Linked DNA regions of Homo sapiens: region 2 is linked to region 1. The links are chromatin contacts, found by Hi-C in ENCODE. All regions are on one chromosome and are shown on one strand. Each heading gives the region's core, a stretch centred on a gene start or an enhancer-like site at or near the end of the contact. The rest is flanking DNA. Distances are from core to core; before and after follow the strand shown.

Region 1 (5,802 bases), core at 1,238-3,737:
GGGAAGCAGGCAGAGGTTTCCTTCCCTTGTAGGGGGGTGGGGAGAGTGGGGAGAGGGGGTGCTATCCAGTTCGCCTGATGAGGGCTCTCGAACCAGCCGTTTTGGGTTGTGTTAAAGGTGAGACCTTCCTCCATTAATGTACAATCTCGAACTAACTGCTAATAAAGTGGGGTTCTGTTTGTACACCTTGGTCCTGTCTGACCTTTTTGCAAGGCCCGCAGGGAAGGGTGGAGTAGGGGTGTTTGCATGCACGGCCAAAGCCCGCTTGTCCCTGCCACCTCAGGCATGCACACGTGCCCACATGTATGCACACACCTATACACATGGTGACTTGGTCAACGCAGATCATTTTCACTGGGTTATAAATGGAAGATTTCCCAGATACAGCAGAGGCCTATCCTAGGGCAGCCACAGGGGGCATCTCAGGTGATAGAAGCCCTCAGACAAGCTGGATTGCTCAGAAGCCCTGGGTGTCGGGCACTGGACCGAGAGGAGACTTGGGGGCTGGAACAATTTCTGCTACTAATGTATATTGTAGCTGGGGGCAAGCCACTTTTACTGTTTTATCCCATTTCCCTCACCTTTTAGACGCATGGAGGGAGTTGGACTCCATGGCCTCACTTGAAGAACTTGCCTAAAACATGCAGATTCCCAGGTCTACTTCCAGAGATTCAGCTCCAGCAGATGTGGGGTGGGGCCCAACATCTTTAAGGAGCCCTCCAGTACACTGAGGAATTTATAAGGAGCCCTCCAGTACACTGAGGCAGCCCAGTGTAACTCTGGCTCAGAGTGGGAAACTCTGACTCAGATCCATGGTTCCTATGGGTTCTAATTAATACGGAGAGCCCCACTGTCCAGGAAAACTTAGGGTAAAACAAATGACTGAAGCCCTCACAGCCTAATTGAGGGCCAGACTCGAGATTTGCCTGGAGAAGGAGAGTTCACAGGTAGGGGCCCAGGCCAGTGTCTGCAATGCAGGTGATCAGACATGCTCCTTCAGAATCCCCTTGGGAAGCTTTAAACAATATACATTCCTGGGCTCCCCCAAAATCTGCTCACTCAGAACCTCTGGGGTGGGACCCAGCACTGTGTACTTTAACAGACTCCTTGGTGTTCAGGGAAGTTTGGGAACACTGAATCAGGCCACCATGTTTGTCAGAGACGGTACCCAGAAATGTGCACAGCTTCTGAGGGACAGAGGAGGGGCATGCTGGGGACACAGCTGGGCAGTCCTGCTTCCCAGGACCCAGTATGTTCAAAGTGAAATACCACAGTGCCACCTCTGATGGCACAAGGGCAGCACCTGCAGAGCCCTCTTTGCAGTTCGTCAGCTGGGAGCTTGGTTTGGGTCAGGTGGCCCTCACCAGCAAGAACACAGCTGGAGGCTGCATGGACAAGAGCAGATCCAGAGGCATGGTGCAGAAAGGTGACTGTGCCAACTGAGGGGTCAGCCTGCAACAGGGATTTTTGAATTTACATACAGCTGAGATTCTGTTTTGAAAGAATCACTTAATTGAAAACCAGGTAAAGGTGGGGGTGCTCTGTGGTTGGAGTGGGAGTGAAGCTCTGGACTCTTCCCAGCTCACCTCCTCCCTGTCTCTCAGGCTATCTTGGAACCCTAAGATTTCTCAAAACACATTGTGAAAACCCAGCCCAGTTGCTTCCAGAGGTCCTAAAAGTCCTGCAGTTCTAATAGGCTGAATGAGTAGCAGCCCATCAGCCCCTCCTCACCCCCCACGGGGATGTCCACCCAGTAAATCTGGTGCCCCAGGAGTGGTTTGGGCTTCTAGAGGTGGGGAGTTACCTTGGAGAAGCCTGGATCATGCGTGTAGGGCAGTGTGTTTCACAATAGGAAAACGCTGGGAACAACCTAGATGTCCATCCACAGGGTCTCAGCTAGGTAACCTCCAGTGTATCCATTCACTGTAATGATGATTCAGTTGAAAGTAATGAGCTCAGTCTCCAAGCCCTGCCAGGGAAATTTCTATGACAGACTTATACAATGTGACCATCATGGAAAGAGAACACTACAGTTTGTATTTTTCCTGGGGTTGTAGATAGACGTCTCATATCAAACTGATACTAGGGGAGGAAAGACTGAGAAGGGGAACTTTCAAAGGAGACTTCAGCCTTGGCTGAAATATATATAAGACAAGGATAATGCATTTGCATATCATTTGTGGAATGAAAAAGTCTTAATGAAAAATAGAAATGGACAAAGCAGAAAGGGGGACTCCAAGCAGCTAGACTTACATGACGATGCGATGAAGGCCAACACTGCTTTACCCAGCCCTTAAGCTCCTATGGAGTTAGGATCTGGAGGAGGCCTAGGTGCCGGTGATCAATTTCTTGCCTGGCTGCATTTATCCTAAGCATTCGTGAAGACCCTGAGCTGAGGATCCTGACTTTCCTGTGACTGTAGGCCAGTCTCAGCTCCTCTCTGGCCCTGGGAGCTTAGCTTCCCCAAGCTGACAGACGGGGGAGCTAGGGTTAACATCACCATTGCTGGAACAAATTGACACCATGTCTCCCGATATGATGCAATGGGAAGGACCCAGTGCAACACCTGGGAAATTCCTAACGAAAACACGGGACATGAATCCAGCCAAGGGGAACAGACAGACACATCCGTATTGAGGGACATTTTGCAAAATAACTGGCTTGAACTCCAACAATGTCAAGGTGATGAAAGATACAGAAAAGCTGAGAAATGGTTCAGGATTAAAGGATACTAAAGAGATGTGGTAATCAAATGCCATGTGTGACCCTGGAGGGGTCCTGGACCATGAAACAATTAGCTATAAAGGATACCATAGGGACACCTAGCAGAATGTCAGGATGGACCGTGTGGATTAGATAATACTATTCAACCGATGTTCAATTTTCTGGTTTTGATTATTTTACTGTTATGTAAGAGTATCTAATGAAGTACATGTGAGATATTAGTTTTTTGAAATTACTTTTGCACCAACCTAATATTTAGGGGTAAAAAGGAAGAAATGGAACTGAATTTTGACTCCTGTTCTTTCTCTAGTGGTACTAGATGGTAGGTACTCATCAGATGCAGTCCAAAAGATGTCCACCAGGGGGCACTATTATCCTAGCCTCTCACAGTGTAGTCAGCGCGAATGCCTCCCGGGAAGACTGGGCTGGTGGTTAATGGTGGTGGGGCAATAATATTATCAATATTAACATCAATAAATTAAATAATATAAATAAAAAGTATTTCTTATCCTGTCAGGCAGACCCTCTGCTTATCAAGTGCTATCTTTAAAATTTTTTCTTTTTGTGACAGTGTCTCACTGTGTCACCCAGGTTGGAATGCAGTGATCTCGGCTCACTGCAGCCTCAAGCTCCTGGGCTCAAGCCATTCTCCCACCTCAGCCTTCTGAGTAGCTGGGATTACAGGCATGCACCACCACGCCAGGCTAATTATTTTGTATTTTTTGTGAAGATGGGGTTTTGCCATGTGGCCCAGGCTGGTCTTGAACTCCTGGCCTCAAATGATCCTCCTGCCTCAGCCTCCCAAAGTGCAGGGATTACAGGCATCGGCCACCTTGCCCGGCCTCTTTTAATCTTCATAACAATCCTCTGAGGTAGGTATTATCATTCCCATTGTATATTTGAGGAATTTGAGTTCAGAGAGGTTAAGTAACTCTGTCAGGATCACAGAGCTGGTAGTCATTGATCCATGAGACTCCACAGCCTGGAGTCCACTAGGCTGTCCTGCCCCCTGGGCCTGAGGCTGGGAATGTGTCCTGGCACAGGGAAATGCCATGACCATGAGGCAGAGTGGGGACAATTCCCCGAGCCTGGCTCTGCCCTTTTCAGGGCTGGGGACTGGGTGATCCTGGGAAGCTGTTAAAGGTGCCTAACAGTATGTGTACCTACAAATCTAAAACAGAAGTACAAACAGGGAATGGTGTGAGATGTATGTCTCCTTCCACTCCCTGACCTTTGTCCTCCAACTCACTTCTTCAGAGGAAACCACCATTAGCAGTTTCTGTGGATCTTTCCAGAAATTGTTTTACATATACAAACAGTTGCGTGAGCATGCACACCCTGCTGGTGTGTACCCTCAGGCTATTCTGCACTGTGCTTTTCCATGGGGGCCTCTGGTCAGTGGGTGGAGGGTATTTACTGCTCTGCATGGCAGCAGAGGGCTCCTCTGCATGGGTAATTGGTGGAGGGTGTCTGTTGCTCTGCATGGCAGCAGATGGAGGGCTCCTCTGCATGGGTACTTGGAGAAGCTCTGCTCTATTACACCTTTCAGGGAGTGGGGGTAAAAACTGGAGCTTGAATTCCTTGGCCTTTGCCCCATTCTGGGGTGTTCTCCCTTGGGAAGGAATAGGCTGTGCAGCACAGTAGTCAAAATATGCACAGCCGGGTAGATCTGGTTTCAAATACAGGCTCAGTGTTGGCTGTGTGACCTTGGTCAAGTAATTCATGTCTCTGAGCCTCAGTCTTTGCTTTTGTGAAGTGGGGATAGTCACAGGACTGAGGTGACAGAGATGTTGTGAGGAGTGAAGAGACAGTGTCTGGAAAGCCCTCAGCAGGAGCCTGCTACACAGTGAGTGCTCAGTAAAGTCTCTGCCAGTTCCTGGTTTCACACACATACAGACCCCATTTCTGAGCCTGAGCCTGGGGGTGGCACTGCCACCTTTGTCCTGAGGCAGATGAGGATGGGCTGAGGAGTCAAGTGGCCCACTCAATGTGGAAACTCATTACATTTGATTGTTCTTCCTGGGACCTTGAAATGGAAGTGGTGGGTGATCTGAGGCGCTGAGAATGACCCTTCAAAACACACACACATAACACCAACTTCACAGGAAAACAAGGAACATGAGAGACTGCTATAAGCAGCTGCACGTTAAAAAATCAGATGCTCTAGATGCAATGGACAAATTCCTAGAGACACACAAACTACCAAAACTGACTCAAGAGGAAATAGAAAATCTGAATAGGCCTGTAACAAGTCAGGAGATTGAATCGGTAATCAAAAAACTCCCAGCAAAGAAATGCCTACCACCAGGTGGCATCATTGGTGAATCCTACAAAACATTTAAAGGAGAATTAACATCAATCCTTCTCTTAAATTCTTACCAAAAATCTAAAGAGGAGAGAACATTCCCAACTCATTCTATGAGGCCAAGCATTACCTTGATACTGAAACTAAGACTCTACAAGAAAAGAAAATTGCAGGCCAGGCGTGGTGGCTCACACCTGTAATCCCAGCACTTTGGGAGGCTGAGGCAGGTGGATCACCTGAGGTCAGGAGTTCAAGACCAGCCTGGCCAACATGGCAAAACCCCATCTCTACTAAAAATACAAAAATTAGCCAGGCATGGCAGCATGCACCTGTAATCCCAGCTACTCGGGAGGCTGAGCCAGGAGAATCGCTTGAACCCAGGAGGCGGAGGTTGCAGTGAGCCAAGATTGCGACAGTGCAGTCCAGCCTGGGTGATAAGGCGAGACTCCATCTCAAAAAACAAAACAAAACAAAAAAATTATATGCCATGATCAAGTGGGTTTTATCCTAGGAATGCAAGGGTGGTTCAACATATGAAAATCAAAGTAATGTACCACATTATTAGAATGAAGGGGGAAAAAACCACATGATCATCTCAATTGATGCAGAAAAAGCATCTGACAAAATCCAACACCCTTTCATGATATAAACGCTTATCAAACTAGTACTAGAAAAGAACTCTTTCAACATGATAAATGCCATATGTGAAAAACTCACAGCTAACATAACTTTTTTTTTGAGACAGGATCTCACTCTGTTGCCCAGGCTGGAGT
Region 2 (5,802 bases), core at 1,823-4,322, 450 kb after region 1:
TTTGGGAGGCCAAAACAAGAGGATTGCTTAAGCCCAGGAGTTTGCAACCAGCCTGGGCAACATAGCAGGGCCCTGTCTCTTAAAAACAAACCAACCAACCAACAAACAAACCAACAAACAAATCCCCATAGACCTGGAAGGTATCCTACCCTTTTTTACAGAGAAGAAAACTGATGGTCAGAGAGGTTAAGAAACCAGCTACCGTGGCACAACACTGGAACGCGCGTCCTTAATGTGAATTCAGGAGGCCCTACAAGGGTTGGTAGACTTTCAACAGGCAGGGCTGGGAGAGAGACTTCTAAGAGAGGAAACACAGAAACGAAGCCTTAGAGGCAAGAAATACAGGCACGTCTGGGAATGGCAAGGGGATCAGCGTGCCTGGGGTGTGAAAAAGGAGGAATCTGAAGAGATCAAAACTAGAGAAAGAAAACTGAGTCAGAGTGGTGAAGACTGTGAGTAGCAAGGCAAGGAGATCCCGCTGTATTTTGTATTCAGGTGAAACCAACTGAAGATAATGACATCATGTGTGCTTTATGAGGATTAATTTGGTGCATTGCCTAAGAGAACAAGGAGACTAGTTAGGGGCTTGTTAAAATAGTCCTGGCCAAAGATAACTAGCGAAGGAATGAGAACCAGAAGACATTACAGAGATAAAATCCACAAGATCTTATTAGATGCTGGGGAAAGAGGAAAGAATTGTGATTAAGATTTTCATGTTTGGGCAACCAGGAGAATGTGAGTGTGTACACCAGGAGAGGGGCTGGACAGAAGGGAGAGGCGAGTTCACTTTTCTTTTATGAGCTGGAAGGACCACAGGGACCTTTGAGTGGAGATGTTTAGAGGAGAGTTAGAAACAGGAAGCTGGTGATTTAGACATAGTACCTGAGAATCAGAAGAAACCCAGGGCCGGGTGTGGTGTCTCACGCCTGTAATCCTAGCACTTTGGGAGGCCAAGATGGGAGGGCTGCTTGAGGCCAGGAGTTCAAGACCAGCCTGGTCAACATAGTAAGACCCTCTCTATATAGAATAAAATAAAATTTAAAAAAAGAAGAAGGCTGGGTGCAGTGGCTCACACCTGTAATCCCAGCACTTTAGGAGGCCGAGGCGGTGGATCACCTGAGGTCAGGAGTTCAAGACCAGCCTGATCAACGTGGTGAAACCCCGTCTCTACTAAAAATACAAAAATTAGCTGGGTGTAGTGGCAGGTGTCTGTAATCCCACCTACTCAGGAGGCTGAGGCAGGAGAATCACTTGAACCCAAGAGACAGTGAGCCAAGATTGCGCCATTGCATTCCAACCTGGGTGACAGAACGAGACTCTGTCTCAAAAAAATAAAAAATAAATAAAAAGAAGAAGAAATGACCAAGGGAGCTGGCCAGGGAAAAACCTACACTTAAGATTCAGCAAGGCATGTTAGACCCTGATAACCTGCAATTCCACAGCCAGGTTTCTATCCCAGAGAAACAAAATCACACGTGCACAAGAGAGCGTATGAAAGTTCACAGCAGCATTGTCTGTCTTGGTGAAAGCCTGGGTCAGGGAGGAGCAGGCAAATAAACCATTAAACATCCACATTGTGCAATAGTTACCAATTAAGTAGATCAAAGGTATTGACATGGACAGATCTTCAGAACATACAGTGGATGAGAAAAACAACATGTAGTGCAATAATAATGTATAAAACATTACTTATGAAAAAAGAAGAAAAGCCAAACAATCCTGTCACATATATATTTTAAATGATGTATGTGTAGGCATAGAGAAAATTCTGGAAAGCTAAATCCATGCTAATTGTGATAAAGGGGAGGAGTTGGGACAAACATGAAGAGCAGAAGGGGTTAAATGGGGTTTTAGCATAGTTGTCAGGTTTTAATTTTATAAGAAAAATGTAATCATCTGTTACTTATGTGAATAAAAATTCTCAAAATATTTTTAAAAAGAAAGATTCAATGGGAAGAGGAAGCAATGGAATAGACAGGAATACATTCCTAGACTCTAGGTAGGACACTGTTACTGGGAACACTGGGAGAAGTTTCTGGAATGCAAGGTGGAAAAAGGATCCACTGCACTCAGCAACGCTGCAGAGACAGCAGCCAGCAGGATGAGTCCTGTGAGCTCAGCTGGTTGTCAACACCTTTCACTTACAGCCACTAGCTCCTGTGTCCTTGAAAAGTCGCCATGTCCCACCACTGCCCTTGAATGAGATGGAGACTTTCTGTTCTTTTTTGAGTTGTAAACATCCAAAAGCATTTCATCAATTTCTTGTATTTAGACATTCCCTTCCTTTCCCAGAAATTCCACAGTGATATTCTCAGTGTTCTCTTTCCAGTCCTTCAAGCTGTGTATGAAATCTACTTCTTCCCAGTCCAGCTCCAGCAAATACCTGCCTCCTCTCTTGTTCTCCATTCAAAAAACTTCCAATTTGAGGTCATTTTTAAGAGCATTACTGTGGTGGTGGCGGTGGTGGAGTTTATAGAATTTCTCATGGGACCCACAGCATGGATGTGGCTAACACTGACTGAGCACACAAAGGTGCAGGCACTGTGCTAACTTCATAGGAAGTATCTCGGTTAATCCTTTCAGCAACCCCAGTAGGTCAGTACTATTATAACCTCCAAGGTCTTTCTTTCACAGCTGGGACTTAGTGTGGCTGAGCGACCTAAGGAGGTAAGTGGCAGTAAGCTTGTGGTGGGTGACTCTGTGTTTGTCTCACTATGTGAGTTTGTCCTAAGTGATCAATAGGGGTGGGGACTGGACTAGAAACAAGGTCTCAGGTATGCAGGGGTGTTCAGTTTACCAAATGCCTTTATGACCATTAATTCATTTGATGTCACCACAGTGCTTTAATGACATGGGTCATTAGGGAAAATAATGAGATGAGTCAAGCTTTGTAATTCCCTTAAAGTGGTCAAGTCTGGGTTAAGGGCTTTTAGGGCACATTAACTCACTATGTCGTCTTGAGCAACTCTGCAAGGGGTGGGAGCAGAGGGGGCCCCCTTTGGCCCAGCTCTCTACAAATCATCTAGTTCCTAGCAGCCACTCCTCCTGGTCTGCAAATTCTTGGCGAGGCACCCTCCTGCTCTCCAAACCCACCCATTCCAGGCGATCCCTTAAGTGGCAGAGGAGCCAGGTTCCTGGGGTTAATAAGCAGGCTGTTTATAGCCAGCAGCAGTCACGGGACAGCCAGCTGGAAGGTCATGCCCCTTCTGAATGTTGAGGTTTCTCATAAACATTTCCCCAGTGAGCCTTCTGGGAGATGAGGATGACTCTGGGCCCATTGCCCTTGCTGGGGCAGAGCGCCAAGGCCCCATACTCACTTTCTTCTCCTTTCTCCCGAATCTGGCTCTCTTCCTCTTTCCTCCTTCCTCTCCTACTCTGCTGTCATTCCTTCCCTTTCTTCAGTGGAAAGAGGACACGTTTCACAGTAGACACACAGGATAACTCAACCTTCTGAGCCTCAGTTTCCTCCTGCGTAAATGGGGTAATAATGGGACCTTCATCTCAGGATGTAAGGGAAAGTGCTTAGCACTGTGTTAGGCACGCACAGTGGACATTTAAAACATATTGGTCATGTCTTTCCCCCTCCACCCTATCCTTTTGCCCTAATCCTGGCCACTGCCCTGTTTTCTTTCTATTTTCCTGCTCCAGCCCTGCTCCCATTTCCACCCTGGGCACTTCCACCCCACTGATTGTGCTGCTGCTGCCTGGGAGGGTAGACGAAGAAGCCAGGCTTCATTCAGAGGAGGGCTGACCACCGCAGGGCCCGCCTGGCCTTGGCACTTCCCCATGAGACCGCACCCTAGGCCTCTCTGCTTTTAGTAAATAGCCCATGGGAACAGGGGGTGGAGGGAGGATGTAGAATGGGAGAGGCCAAGACATTTTAACCTTTGGCTTCTATTTGCCCTTAATCTGGCTCTTCCAATGGCTTAATGATCAGAGATCATTGTGTAAATTGCTGTGTGACTTTGGGCAAGTCCCCTTCACTCTCTGAGCTTCAGTGAAGTGTGGGAAGGAAGTGAAGAGCAGAAGTTGGGTAGAAGTGCAGGTCCTGGAACCAGACCATCTCCACCACTTGCTAGCTTGGAGTACATAACTCCTCTGTGCCTCAGTTTCCTCAACTATAAAATGCAATTTATAGTATACCTAATTTATAAAAGCACTTTTAAAAGTGCTTAGAATAGCGCCTAGCCCATAGTTGGTACTAAATTAATCTCAGCTATTATATGCAAATGGAGAGGTAGAACAGGGGTATGTGTGCATGAGAGGAGAGCTGGACCTTCTCTGAGGGTATTCTAAAGTCCTGAAAACCCACATTCCTCCTTTTTGGATAAGAAGAAGACAGAACCTTGAACACAAAGTACTTCTCCCAAGGAGACCATAGGAAACTTGTCAAAGACTTTTAAAGCCAGATGGACCCCTTAGAGGTCATCTGGTCTAACTTGTCATGCTACAGTAAGAACAGGGTGGACCAGAGAGATTCGGACTTATCTGGGACCACAGAGCTTTTGACGAGTTATAGAATTGCAGGTGGTGCATTGCAGGGAAGGGAGGCACTTTAAGAGGACAGTGGGATGGGCTGCCAGAGGGCTGGTGGGATGCTAGAGGTCAGATTCCCAGGCTCCATGACCTCCAGGATTCTTAGTTCAGGCACTTACCCCATAACTAAAGCACTGATGTCACCACCGGCATCTTTAATAATTATAACCATGTAATGAGGAGGGACTATATCCCAAGCACTGCACCAGACGCTTTCACATGCATTACTTACTCCATACAAAATCCCCTTGGCAAATGAGGAAACACGCCTTGCCCAAGCTGCAACAATTACAAAGGGGCAGAGCTGGGCTTTGAATCCCGGTCTCTCTGATGCCAAAACCAGGGTTCTCATGCAACACTCTTTTCATGTTTCCCAGAGCCTAGTTTGAGGCTTGAGCCTCAATAAATAAGGATCTTGTATTTGTCTCACTGGGCTGGCCAAGCAGATCTTGTATTTGTCTGACTGGGCTGGCCAAGCGATAACACTAATGAATCAGCCTGGGTCCCAGTCACCTTTCCAGCCCTTTCCACCCTGACCCACAAGCCATGATGAGAGACCAGACCCTGTGTAGGAAATCTTTCTTCCAGGGGCCCTGCCTCTGTGTTATCTGTCCCCACTGTCAATGGGAGAAGCAGTGGCTGCTTTCGGAACAGGCAGGGGAGGAGGGCTTAGAGCCTGGGGTGACGCTTCTGGCTGCTGGGCCTGACCTCCCCAGACTTTAGCCAGGGCCCTGACTTGAATGGGAGGAGCATGAACAAACAGAAAGTTGTAGGAGAAGCAAGAAACCAGGTAAGGTGAAAAAAACTTTTCCCCTCCAAAAATACGAAGTTTATAGTTGATGTGAATTTGTCAACTTAATATAGTGTAAGAAGCATAAGGTTTAATACGGTCTTCCTCGCCATGATGGCAGGAAGCACATCTGTTGTATTCACTACCACATGCTTAGTGCCCCACCCAAGGCCTGTCTAGAGTCAGTGCTCAATAAATAAACATGGAAAATGAATGAAAAAAAAAAATGGAGGGACATAAGGAAGAGCACTGAAACATCAGTCAGAAAACCTGCATTACAGTTTTTAGCTTCATGGCTCACAGCAACCCTTGGACAAGTCACTTCGGCTCTGTAAACCTCAGTTTCTACAAGTGTAAAATAGATATCATGGCAGTTCCTACTGCACAGGGCTTTGAAATCACAGACTTCCGTAGGAGTCATGGTTCCATAACCACCTAATGTCAAGTTGAAAATTGTATTTCTTCAGAGTGAGGCC

The links. A loop is a pair of places that touch in the nucleus more often than their neighbours do. Pooled maps may share reads with other maps.
Region 2: a map of mammary epithelial cell shows a loop between it and region 1 (4-fold over the local background). The contact joins two enhancer-like sites. A Hi-C loop is called at or near these places in 1 of 168 maps with a recorded cell type or tissue (mammary epithelial cell), 2 of 37 single-sample maps with no recorded cell type and 4 of 50 pooled maps.

Annotation. Positions count from the first base shown.
Region 1 is chr5:150,558,029-150,563,830 of GRCh38, forward strand. It overlaps NDST1 (N-deacetylase and N-sulfotransferase 1), which reads left to right. Exons shown (of 15, transcript NM_001543.5): 15 at 1-183. Among named protein-coding and RNA genes, the nearest start is that of NDST1, 53 kb to the left of the region's middle. Within about 2 kb of position 2,488, at least 2 of the 41 ENCODE cell types and tissues checked have a DNase peak (open chromatin) inside an H3K27ac peak, as active enhancers do.
Region 2 is chr5:151,003,144-151,008,945 of GRCh38, forward strand. No RefSeq gene overlaps it. Among named protein-coding and RNA genes, the nearest start is that of GPX3, 15 kb to the right of the region's middle. Within about 2 kb of position 3,073, at least 24 of the 41 ENCODE cell types and tissues checked have a DNase peak (open chromatin) inside an H3K27ac peak, as active enhancers do.